Linked DNA regions of Homo sapiens: region 1 is linked to region 2. A link is a contact called in ENCODE Hi-C or POLR2A ChIA-PET data. All regions are on one chromosome and are shown on one strand. The core of a region is the stretch at or near the end of the contact, and the rest is flanking DNA. Distances in the headings are between cores, read along the strand shown. Region 1 overlaps PLCB1 (phospholipase C beta 1). Region 2 overlaps PLCB1 (phospholipase C beta 1).

What was found. Hi-C counts contacts between places; a loop is a spot of excess contacts on that map. ChIA-PET counts read pairs that join two places held with the same protein, here RNA polymerase II (POLR2A). Pooled maps may share reads with other maps.
Region 1: a loop to region 2 is called in a map of CD14-positive monocyte, with 3 times the contacts of the local background. The contact joins two enhancer-like sites. A Hi-C loop is called at or near these places in 5 of 168 maps with a recorded cell type or tissue (CD14-positive monocyte, HepG2, OCI-LY7 and 2 more) and 2 of 50 pooled maps. POLR2A ChIA-PET finds 5 or more read pairs at or near these places in 2 of 52 experiments (OCI-LY7 and endothelial cell of umbilical vein).

What each region holds. Positions count from the first base shown.
Region 1 is chr20:8,422,933-8,429,185 of GRCh38, forward strand. The region is part of intron 3 of PLCB1 (phospholipase C beta 1); the gene reads left to right. It overlaps LOC124900459 (a long non-coding RNA gene), which reads left to right. Exons shown (of 2, transcript XR_007067518.1): 2 at 1-6,253. Among named protein-coding and RNA genes, the nearest start is that of PLCB1-IT1, 180 kb to the left of the region's middle. Within about 2 kb of position 5,004, at least 2 of the 41 ENCODE cell types and tissues checked have a DNase peak (open chromatin) inside an H3K27ac peak, as active enhancers do; they include CD14-positive monocyte and OCI-LY7, where a contact is called at or near this core.
Region 2 is chr20:8,392,139-8,397,670 of GRCh38, forward strand. The region is part of intron 3 of PLCB1 (phospholipase C beta 1); the gene reads left to right. Among named protein-coding and RNA genes, the nearest start is that of PLCB1-IT1, 150 kb to the left of the region's middle. Within about 2 kb of position 2,358, at least 2 of the 41 ENCODE cell types and tissues checked have a DNase peak (open chromatin) inside an H3K27ac peak, as active enhancers do; they include CD14-positive monocyte and OCI-LY7, where a contact is called at or near this core.

The sequences.
Region 1 (6,253 bases), core at 3,754-6,253, 33 kb after region 2:
ATATTTCCTTCACAGGAACGTTTGGAAGACCAAATGATTTAATATTTGTGAAGAACTTAGTATAGTTCTGGCACAGAGCAAACACTATATACATATTTATCAGATAAACAAAGTGACTCCAATAAGCTAGCTGCAACCACCGCAACTGTCATCTACAACTTAACCAGTTTTATTTTTTTACAGCACTTATCCTTCTTTAAGATGATCTTATTTTGAATAATTTATTTGCATGTCATTGTCAGTTGCCCACCCACCTACTTCATAAGCCCCAAGACATAAGGGACTGATCTGTTTTGTTCTTCCCTGTACTCCTAGAACAGTGCCTGACACACAATAGATCATAACACACTGAATGAATGAATAAAGGAATGATGTTTAAAGCAAAACAGGTTCTTAAAGAAGTGAGTCCTATGATATTAATGTTCCACCAAAATCATTTCCTTAATTACTGGTTAAATTGTTATGTGCCTATCCTGTGTGCTGAGTGGTACGTAAACAGCTTACTGGGGATGAGGTATCTGGATTGATATGACCAAGGAAATTTCTTGAGTGAGAAGGAGCCAATAATTGGAAAACCCCTGATTACCTAATGCTTGTAGCATGTCCCAGGATCTGAAGAATTTTTTATATATCAATATTTTGAATAAAATTCGTATTTGTCCTCAGAGAGACAAAAACTTCTGCTTTTAAGAATACTCAGAAGCTAAACTAAGACATTCATTATACCATCTAATTGTGCTAGATTGACATTTTTTCCTTCAGGATAATAAATCAAGTAAGATTAAGCAATTTATACTATGACTGGGAGGAAACTCAAATTAACAACAGACTAGTTCTGCCCCTTAAATTTGGCAGATGCTCTATTTCCATTAATCTCTGCACCTGGCTTCAAATTTCATGAGGCAGGGTCCTAATCACACTCATCTATGCATCGCTCAGAGCTTCCTAGAGTGTCTTGTATTTAATACACACAATAAATAGATGAGCAAGCTAAATGAATTGAATTTGAAAGTGTAAATACATGCACAAGAGCTTGAGACCAAGGATTTAAAGTAAGGCTTTGTGTTTTACCAAGACTGCCCTCTGGAAGAACAGAGGGGTCACCCACACAATCTGGAAATTAGGCTCACTCCTTCCATTTTACAATTCCTTATTGGCCTTGGTAGGCCTACAGGTTATTCTCAAAAACCTGACACACACACAGAAACACTCCCACACCCCTCCTCCCCCACCACACACAGTGTAGTGATGGATTTACTTCAAGGACCATGAGTTACGAGATAAGCCACACAGAGCAGAGCAAGAGTGTACAATACTGAAAAATATGTTGTGGTGAAGATTCATGTTTGAGTCATAGGACGGGAATCCAGATGTTTATTTTTAGGGGTCTCAGATAACATATCTTTACATTTGAAAGGCAACAGGGTATTTGTTTGGTTACACTATAAGCATGTATTATTTTGTTGAGACTAAATTACTTTTTTTTATTTCTATGATGCAGCACTCTTTTAGTATGGAGAGGCTCATTTGGCAATTCCCTCACCTTTTTAGTAGAAATGAATTTTGATACAAGACCAAATGAGTGTCTCTTTCTTTTCACTAACTCCCATGACCTGCATTCTGAGTTGTTGTTGTTTTTTAACTTGAGATACATGAGTCCTCTGTGCTGCATTCTGTCATCCCCAATATCATTTCTACAGAATGAATTGAGCAAAGATGGCCTAGCATTCGTATTTAGCAAGCAAATACTATGTGTTTAGCAAGTCTTCCACCAAAATACTTAGAAAGATCATGTTAACAGTAGAGGGTGGTGACTGCAAGTTGTCCAGGTTCTTGGCGTTTTGCACAAAGAATTGGACAAAACGTCTAGCAGAGCAAAGAAAGAATGAAGGAACAAAGAAGGAAAGCAGGGATTTATTGAAAACAAAAGTACACTCCACAGTGTGGGAATGGACTCGAGCCACAAGCAGCAGCTCAGGGGCCCAAATACAGAATCTTCTTGGGTTCAAATACCCCCTAGAAGTTTCCCATTGGCCACTTCGTGCTCACCTCATGTAACTGAAGCAGTAGCCTGCAATCGGTCTGATTGGTTGCAGAAAACAGCCAACCAGAGGCTGAAGTGAAGTTACAAAGGTCACACTCCCGTGCAAACATCTGATTGGTTGCTTTTTGCAACCAATGACCTGCATTCTGAGGTGTTTTTTTTTTTTTTTTAACTTAAGATACATGAATCCTCTGGGCTGCGTTCTGTCCTTGGCTGCTTTTTGCAACCAATCAGAGGCTAGGGTGAAGTTACAAAGTTGCCAAGGAAGACTGGACCTGCAATCAGTCTGATTTATTGCAGACAGCCAACTTCCCATCTGCCGCATAGAAAAGGTCAACTTAGGCGTGGAAAGTTAGGGTTTTCCTTTCAATTTAGTTCCAGGAAATTGGCATGAAACAGTCTTAGGTTCCCTGCCTCCAGGCCCTATTCTCCTGCCTCAATCATGTTATCTATGGCAGTGCTTCTAAAACTATAAAGTGCATCCACATCCCTGTATGTGCCAGTGTGGATTCACCAGGTCTAGGGGGCACCTGAGATTCTGTATCTCAAACTGGGCCCTGGGTGTTGCTATAGACCACACTCTGAGTAGCAAAGTTCTAAAGGGAAATATATTTATCACCCTTCCACAAACGGATTCTATTTAAAAAAAGAAAAAAGAAAGAAAAGAAAAAAATCATGTTATCTTCCTTAAAACATAGTTTCATATTCTTTGCCTCTAAATTAGGTGACTGTAAACTCCCTAGGCAATGAGGAGATTCCCAGCTATGGTGGTCTAAGTGCAAAACAATTTTTTCCACACCATCAGCAGCAATGTCCACGCTCATTAAGGCTGTATTTCTGGATTTTCCTTTGCAATGGGCTTCCATGTTAGATCTTCACTACATCCAATTTCAGAAAAAAAAAAAAGTTTTGAGAAAAGTTCTCCATGTGAGAGCACTTCTGTGCTGTTTTTGAAACTTCCTTCTCATTTTTCTGGTATCTTCCAGCAGGCAATGGGGAAACCTGCTTAAGCTCACCCCTCTTTCACTTTGAGCTTTATGGTGACACTTTTCTGGCACATATGTCAGCAGAGCCCACTTTTTAGCTGAGTTGAAAGGAACATGGGAAGCACTGCTTCATTTCTGCCTGGAAAAGCCAGGGACACGATGAAATGTGATTTTGTTTCCTGAAACGTGGAAGGATGGTTGGCGAAAAATGAAACATAGCACAGCCATCGCTCTTCACTAAGGGCCAACTCCTTGAGAAATGTGCTACTTTAACTCTCAGTAGTTTCTGGACAAGGCCTAAAATCAATCATAATCCTAAAAGAAAAAAAAGTTCTATTTCTTTTCCAGTGGTATTTCAGAGAATAGGAACTCTGTTACAATTTGATTTGCACTCTGTTCGCAGAAAACCGACCACGCGCACTGGTTTTGCTTATTGGTATGTTTGGATACACACGTGCGTGCACCTGCTCAGACCACAAAATTGAAGCTCAGAATGGAAAACAGAGGTTTCCATTGAGGTTTCAGCTAAAATAAATTTAAATTTAAGCCTTTCTTTGCCAGTTTGTGCTTCAAAACTTCAGAAAGTGAGGAGATGCAGGTCAAAGGGCACAGAGCAGCAGATATGTAGGATGAGCAAGTCTAGAAATCTCATTTACAACATGAGGACTGTAGTTAGTAAAACTGTATGGTATTGGGGTTCTTTGTTAAATAAGTAGGTTTTAGCTGCTCTTGTCACAGACTCACAAAGTAACCATGTGAGATGATAGATATGTTAATTTGCTTTAAAGTAGCAATGATTTTACTGTCTGTGTATCTCATAACATCGTGTCATAAACCTCAAATATATACAATAAAATATATTTAAAAATACATATAGGCTGAGTTTTTCAGGACATAGAAAAGAAATATGAACTGGATGAGAATGAGAAACTCACATAAAATGGAAGAAGATTACCATTATTATTATTACTTTGAGACAGAGTCTCGTTGTGTCACCCAGGCTGGAGTGCAGTGTCGTGATCTCAGCTCACTGCAGCCTCCTGAGCTCAAGGGATTCTCTGACCTCAGCCTCTCAAGTAACTGGGATTACAGGCACCTGCTACCACATCTGGGTAATCTTGTATTTTTGGTAGAGATGGGGTTTCACCATGTTGGACGGGCTGGTCTCGAACTGCTGACCTCAGGTGATCTGCCCGTCTCAGCCTCCCAAAGTGCTGAGATTACACGCATGAGCCACTGTGCCCAGCCAGAAAAAGATTATTATATCAAGATGGTTTTATAATAATGAAGAATAGAAATCTGGACATACTCAGATTTGTAGCATAGACTGATGGACAGTCCTGTTTGCTCTCCCAAGCAGAAAATCTAAAAGGAAACCTGGCTTCTAAGGGTTTGGAGATTCAAACCTTGAATTCTGATTCTCTAATTACAAGTGGACTTCAGTGAGTTAAAAATACAGACATCAGCTGGAACTTGAATGGAGGGTAGGGGCTTTGCTGGGAGTTGCCTGGTGAGGGAAATATTTTAAAAAGACTTTGAGTAAAACTGTTGTAAGACCAACAGGTTCGTATGCCCATTTGCACAGTAACAAATCATTTGCAGCAGAGAAAGAGTTTAATCATTGCAAGTGCAGATCAGGGAGATAAGAGGAAACCCTCAAATCCATCTCCCTGAAGGAGTTCTGGGCTGGGATTTTTAAAGGGATTATGAAGAGTGAGGGGCTGGAAATTTGGGATTCTTGATTGGTTGGAGTAAGGAGGATAAAATCATCAGGTTTTGGAAAATGAATTATTTGGTAAGTCAGCTTCTCTTGGAGCCCTATAGACCAGCTGGCGTCAGTAGTTTTACTGGTATGCAGGACCTGAAAGAATATCTTAAAGGAAAAACTGAATGTTTCATAATGTTCAAGTTGTTATCTGTACAGCAGTTGAGGGAAACTATATCTTGTGTAACAGGGTCTATGTGATTCTAGAACAATACACAAACATCTATGAGGAAGCAGGTCAGAGGAAGCTGACCTAATAATTTGTGCTGAATGTGTGGCAAGTTTGGTTTATTTTCTTCCCCCACAACCTTCTTCCCTGATTAATTTTATAAAGTTTATAGGGATGGTTTCAAAACAAAGGAAAACAGATACAACCAGGTTGGGTCCAAATGATTCAGGACATTCTCAGCAACAACAGCCCCCATGACTTGAGTCTCTCTAATAAAAAAAGAAAAGAAAAAATCTGAGGACAACTGTAAGGGTAGTCAGGGTTTTCATTTTTTTTTTTTCTGTGACAGAGTCTCACTCTGTTGCCCAGGCTGGAATCCAGTGGTGCAATCTCGGCTCACTGCAACCTCTGTCTCCCGGGTTCAAGCGATTCACCTGCCTCAGCCTCTCGAGTAGCTGGGACTACAGGTGTGTGCCACCACACTCAGCTAATTTTTGAATTTTTAGTAGAGATGTGGTTTTGCCATGTTGGCCAGGCTGGTCTCCAACTCCTGACCTCAGGTGATCCACCCACCTTGGCCTCCCAAAGTGTTGGGATTATAGGCATGAGCCACCATGCCCAGCCAACTGTAAGGGTTTTTATAGATGTGTTTACATAAAAGAAAATAGCACAGGGAAAAAGTGTGCAGTGTCAATAAATGGGACAGGATTATTCACTCCTGGTTTGTATTCCCCATCCCAAGAGAACGACGATTTCACTGCAAAGGCATTTTAAGAGCCATGTAGAGGAATTGTGGCCGATTGAATAGGAAGTTCTACCTGGTTCAAATGAGCTCACATCTCTCGGGGAAGCTGGTGACTGTGGACCCAGGTAGTCCAGGTCATCTTTGAGAAATGATGGAGAACGTAGTGTCAGAGGTGAGGGGATTCTGTGGCCTCCATCTAGCATTCTGCTTGGCATCTCCTACAAAAACTTCTCAGAAATATGAGAAATACAGGGGAAAATGTTTGAATGCTATCCCATGGCAGTTAATATGGAATCTGTTGTGGTTTGTGGATTAGTTGTGTGATTCAGGTGCCATTGGAGGTTTCTGGAAGAGAAGGGCCTTTTAAAAGCCTCTGAGAGGCCAGTATTATCCCCAGAAAGAATGAGAGGAGGTTTATTGTATGCACGCAAGCAATATCTATGAATCCCTTTACTTGCTTGTATCTTACCCTCTTCTGCCCTAGGAACAGGCTCGTGGGAGAAGTGACCCAACTACACCTTCCTGCCAGTCTCGAGCATTTTAG
Region 2 (5,532 bases), core at 1,108-3,607:
TGTGGCCTTTTGAAGGTGATTAGGCAATGAGAACTCCTCCCTCATGAATGTGATTAAGGTCCTTATAAAAGAGATTTCACTCAAGGTTCAGTCTTTTTTGCCCTTCCTCCTTGGCCCATCTGAGGACACAGCATTCGAAATGCCACCTTGAAACAGAGAGCATCCCTCACCAGACACGGAACCTGTCTACGCCTTGATTTTGAGCCTCCCAGCCTTCACATCTGTGGAAAATAAATTTCTGTAAATATTTCCCACCTGACAGATCTTTGCTTATAAATTGGCCGGTCTGTTTGTTATAGTAGCACACATAGACTAAGATACTAGTTTTTAATTTGGGTACTGCAGCTGATGGAATAACCTGGGTAGAGTCATACCATCTTTTAGGAATCTCACCTTCCTCATAAAAAATGAAAGAGACAAGCAGGATGATCCCTGGGGACTAAAGGTAATATTTGTATCCATCATGGAGCTATTGGGAGAACTAAATGATATACATCTCTCAAATGGATTTGCCAGCCATAATGTGTGATATAGTAATATCAATTTGTGAGTAAGTTGGGTAGAGTGGAAGGAACTTAGGAATGTATACCAGTTTATTCTGAGAAATTTGTGTTTTGTCTTCTTTGAATGGGAAATGGCTGAAAATTCTTAAATTCCTTCAATGTACCATAAAAAAGTGAAATCCTATATCACTGCCTTTGGATGTGATACATGACCCATAGTAGGTATTTTCGTAGATGAAAGAATTCCTATCTATGGCATTTATCTTATGTGAAAAGTGGCAATTAAGATAGTAACATATTTGCCACTTAACAGATATTTGTTAATGATGAAATAAAGTTTTCCGGAACTCCTGAAATTAATGTCCATAGAGATTTCAAGAAGATGGAATAACCTAACTAATTAGACAGTATGTTTGTTGGTGTTTAAAGGTGAGACAAGACCACTGAGATTAAAAGATCAGAAAATTCTCCTCACACACCTAATACATTTTCTCTATGCCACCTGGTACTTCTGTACTCAAATGCTGCTTGATTTTTATATTTATACCCAAGAATTACTGATTTCAGGTAAGAACAGAGGGCTTGAGAGAAGAATTTGCTCATCACTGCCTGCCATGAATGGGCATAGCTCTGTGAACAGTTATTGTATTTTTTTTTCCTCAGGTATATAGAATACTTTATCAAAACCAAAACTCACTGTTTCTCCAAGTGAGTTCCTTGGAATACTAATAGATGCTATAAAAATGTCATCTAGGTGTGGTGGCTCACATCTGTAATACCAGCACTTTGGAAGGCCGAAGCAGGAGGATTGCTTGAGGCCAGGAGTTTGAGACCCAAAGCCCTATCTCTTAAAAAAAATATAGGTGGATGCAGTGGTGCATGCCTGCCTATACTCCCAGCTACTCAGTATAGGCTGAGGCGGGAGGATTTCTTGAGTCCAGAGTTCAAGGCTGCAGTGAACTGTGATTGCACCACTGCACTCCGGCCTGGGTGACTGGTCAAATAAGTTTGGGAAATGCTAAGGGTTCCTTTATTGCAGGATTTCTCACAGCTTTTGATGTGTTGGACATGGGTTAGTGTCACTTCTTTCTTTTTTCTTTAACTATGGGTCTCTTGGTCACAAGCATCTCATAGGATTAATATAAATGTTCTAAAAGCCATTTATTATGAAGTTAACCACACTTAATAAACTAGAACACCAGTTTATGAGTGATGCTTGTCTTCACAGTAGTGCAGATCCTATTAAAGATGTTTAGAGAACAGGTTCTTAGGTGATCTAAACCAGAAAGGCCTTTTTCATATATCTTGATAATATTAATATAATGTTGAATTTTGTCTTGTATTATATTATGATGTTTTGAATTTTAAAGTTTACTATTTGCATTCTTCCCACCTAATTAATTTTTTTAATTTGAGACCTTATGACAGAAAACCATCAGCATTGCCCACATATTACTCAAAACACAAGAATTTCATTTATTCCCATAGCACCTGGAATCTATGCTGGCATTTAGACAAGCCTAATGCCTAGTGTACCACTAGAGTGAGATTCTCTGTCCACTCTTAACTATTTCTAGAGCCTATTTTTCTATGGTTTCACATCTTATGACTTATATAAAATTGGTACTACTTGGCCTTTGTGGAAGGATTTTAAGTCAAGGTAAACCTTGAATTGAGGTTAGATTAAAAGTGGTAGAACTTACTTAGGGAGCAATAACTTTTAATAGTCATAGTTTCTTTTCGGTTCCTGGTGTGTGTGTGCAGAAAGAAAGAAGTCTGATGATTCTCTGGTTCATGGGAGTTGACTTTTATGCCCTGAAAGTGAGGCTTTGCTTCTGTATCCTCACACTGGGGAACAGCAGTGGTTAAGAGGCTCCACCAGTATTACTCATGTGGTCACAATCAAGTTGCTTAACTTCATGTCTTGCTTTCTTCATCCATAAAATGAAGTTAATAGTACTATTTCTCAGGGTTATTGTGAGGACTAAAGGCCATAACATATATTTCATAATAGGGGATCTGTAAGTTGTAGTTACTGTTATCCTTAAAACTATAGGCCATTAGTGCATATGTTTAATAGGCTTGAAGCTGTGCCATTATTTGACAAGTTAAACTCTTGGTTGCATCATCCATATTCTCAATGTTTTTCTTTAGGTATTTGCATTTGCCATCTATAGTATATAGGCTTCTATCTGGCAAAGTTTTCACTTTTAATGGTATCTTTAACAATATTTTTCAAAAGCTTTGAGCATCACTCATATTTCAAAAATAGTAAGGTCATGTTAAACTTTTAAATTAAATCGTTTCTTCCTAGACTATTTCAAGATTTGTAATACCTGGTTAAAATTGTTTAGCAAACACAATTTTTCTTTCTATGAATGTTAATTAAAAATTAAATTTGACTCTCTTTAGTTGAAATTAGTCATTTTGTATCTGTGCATGAATTACATTTTCCTTGATTCTTATAGTACCTTAGTATAAATAAATTTAGTAAGAGTTTAAAAAGAAGTTTCCTTGGTTGAGGTACATACAAACAATATGGGAAATTGAACACCTATTGACTTTATTATTTTTGCCATAGATAAATCTCTACTGTCGAAAGCAGTAGTTAATGAGACATTTATTTTATTTTATGGGTCTCTGAAACATGCTTCTCTATTAATCAATTTGCTTGCAATTTTGTTTGAAGATTAAAGATTCTTTAGAAGGCATTGTCTACATATTATTACTTATGGATACCAGATGAAAATCTAAATAAAATTAATTTAAGATCTCTTATATTAGTTCTGTCCTACACATATACCAAAGAATGTGGAATGGCTGAATAAGGAAAATTAAATTTTAAGTTTACACAATTTTAAAGTCAATAATGCTTTCAAATAAATTATCTATACATAATATTGAAAAGGAATAGCTCTTAGAATATCTAAAATAAAAATAGATGATTGAGTGGGATATTTCACATGAGTTGGTGGTTTATAAAACTTTGAGAAAGTATGTTAAAGAATAAATTGTGTAAGTAATAGCGAACTAGACTCAGTATTTAATTTTATGCTTAGCTGCTCAAAATTTCATGGTTTGAGTTGAGAATTCTTAAGTCAAATAATTTATTTGAAGGATACTGTAGAGCATTTGAAATACTGTGAAGGTGTGACTAGAAATCTGTTTTTCCCATTTTAAAAAAAAAACAAATTGTTATTCTAGACTATAAAATATAGAAAGTCATAATAGATGGATACTCTTCTCTGTAAATATATTTTCCCCTGATACTTAACTGTACCATGTTATTCTAAATTATTCCTGGTAAATGCTTACAACTCTTCCAAGTGTCTGGAAACTCATCAAGCTTCTTTTAATCATGTCCCTCAAATATTCGGCTTGTAATTTACTAATATTCATGCCCTGTTTAGATTGTAAACAGAGAAACTACAAAGTTGTAACAGAAAAGTAATATATTGAGCTGAATCATGCCTTACTTTTGTAAGTTGAGCTTGTTTCTCTGGCAACAAGATGTTAGATAATAAATCATATATCTAAAACCATATAACTACAGAAGTGGGGAGCTGAAAGTTCAGAAGTATCATCTGACTGTGTTGATGGCATCTTTACCTCAATTAATAAGGTGTGGCAACGTTCACTCAAGGACAGAAATTCAATCTGTGGTGGATCCAAGGGGATTCAAAATATTTCTTTTAATCCAACCAAAACATATTGCTTTAATGGCATTAGTTGGTATTAGTTGCATGTGGCAAAAATTTCATGCACTATTAATCCTAGCACTACACTGCAACACTAGAATTATGTGTCCTTGGCCTTAAATAAATTATTCGGTTGTATGATTGAGAAGAGAAAAACCAATTATTTTAGAGGCCAGTCCTGAATTATTGCCTTAATAAAGGTTCAATTTCAAAAAAATGGGAAGTTGCTCAGTCCAGTTGAAAAACAAGGTGGGAAGAGTAACAGCAAGTGAGTCTTTAATTTTGTCAACATCTGATGCTACTGTTAACACAAAAAGTTGCTTTGAAAAAAATTCAACTAAATAAGTTGCCTTCGTGGTTTAGTAATTCCAGATATACACAATCGTCTGTTTATTTTCCCAAAGATCAAACTGTGTTCATCTATATATTTGCATACGTAACATATTAAAGTTTTCTCATCTAACATGACACTGTAAGCATGGCCATGATTCTAAATATTTTTAATATTTATCAGTTGTATAGCTGAATAATAATGCATTGATTGGAAATCATATTAACTACTTACTATTTACTTTTGAGTAGACAATTTCTGTTTTATTTTTGCTATTATAGGTAAATCTGAAGCAGATATCTCTTCTTCATTTGGCGTTTTTATTCTTTGGTAATGCCTCAAATTGTAATCCTAGCAGTGAGATTACAGATCCAAATAGATCTAATTCAATCCATTATCACAGGTTTCTTCCTCATTTCCTCTTCTTTCATGTATATCTGTTTTTGTATAGTGGCAATTTTGATTCCTTACTGCATTAATGTATTCACTTCTTTGTCATAGTCTACACAAAATAATTCTAGAATAAAAATACTGTTGCTACTAATACAAGTCCACTAGAGAAAATCCAACGTTTCTTTGCAATTATCTTTATTCCTTATTGTATGCTTCACTAAGAATATATACTCCAAGATTATTAAAATTATTTTCTATAGAGTTATATTATTAATTTGCTATACACTTAGATTTATATATTTATAGTTACGTTCAGTTTTAGAGATTAAAATGCTCTATTGCTTTTATCAATTTTACATTTGGAAAGTATAAAATATTCCTTTGCCTCAGCATTCAAAATTATATAAAGAAGAATGCTCAGGGAAGTCACTCTCATCCATATCCTTCCACCCTATTCCTACCCACCTTCTGGTTTTCCTTACCATGTTTCTGTTTACAAAAATAAGGAAACACACACACAAACCCATACCTAGCTACCCAGTCCTCTCATCTCATTTAATAAAAAGTCCATCTTTCCCCAGTGAATTGAGACACCAGTTTTTTCAAA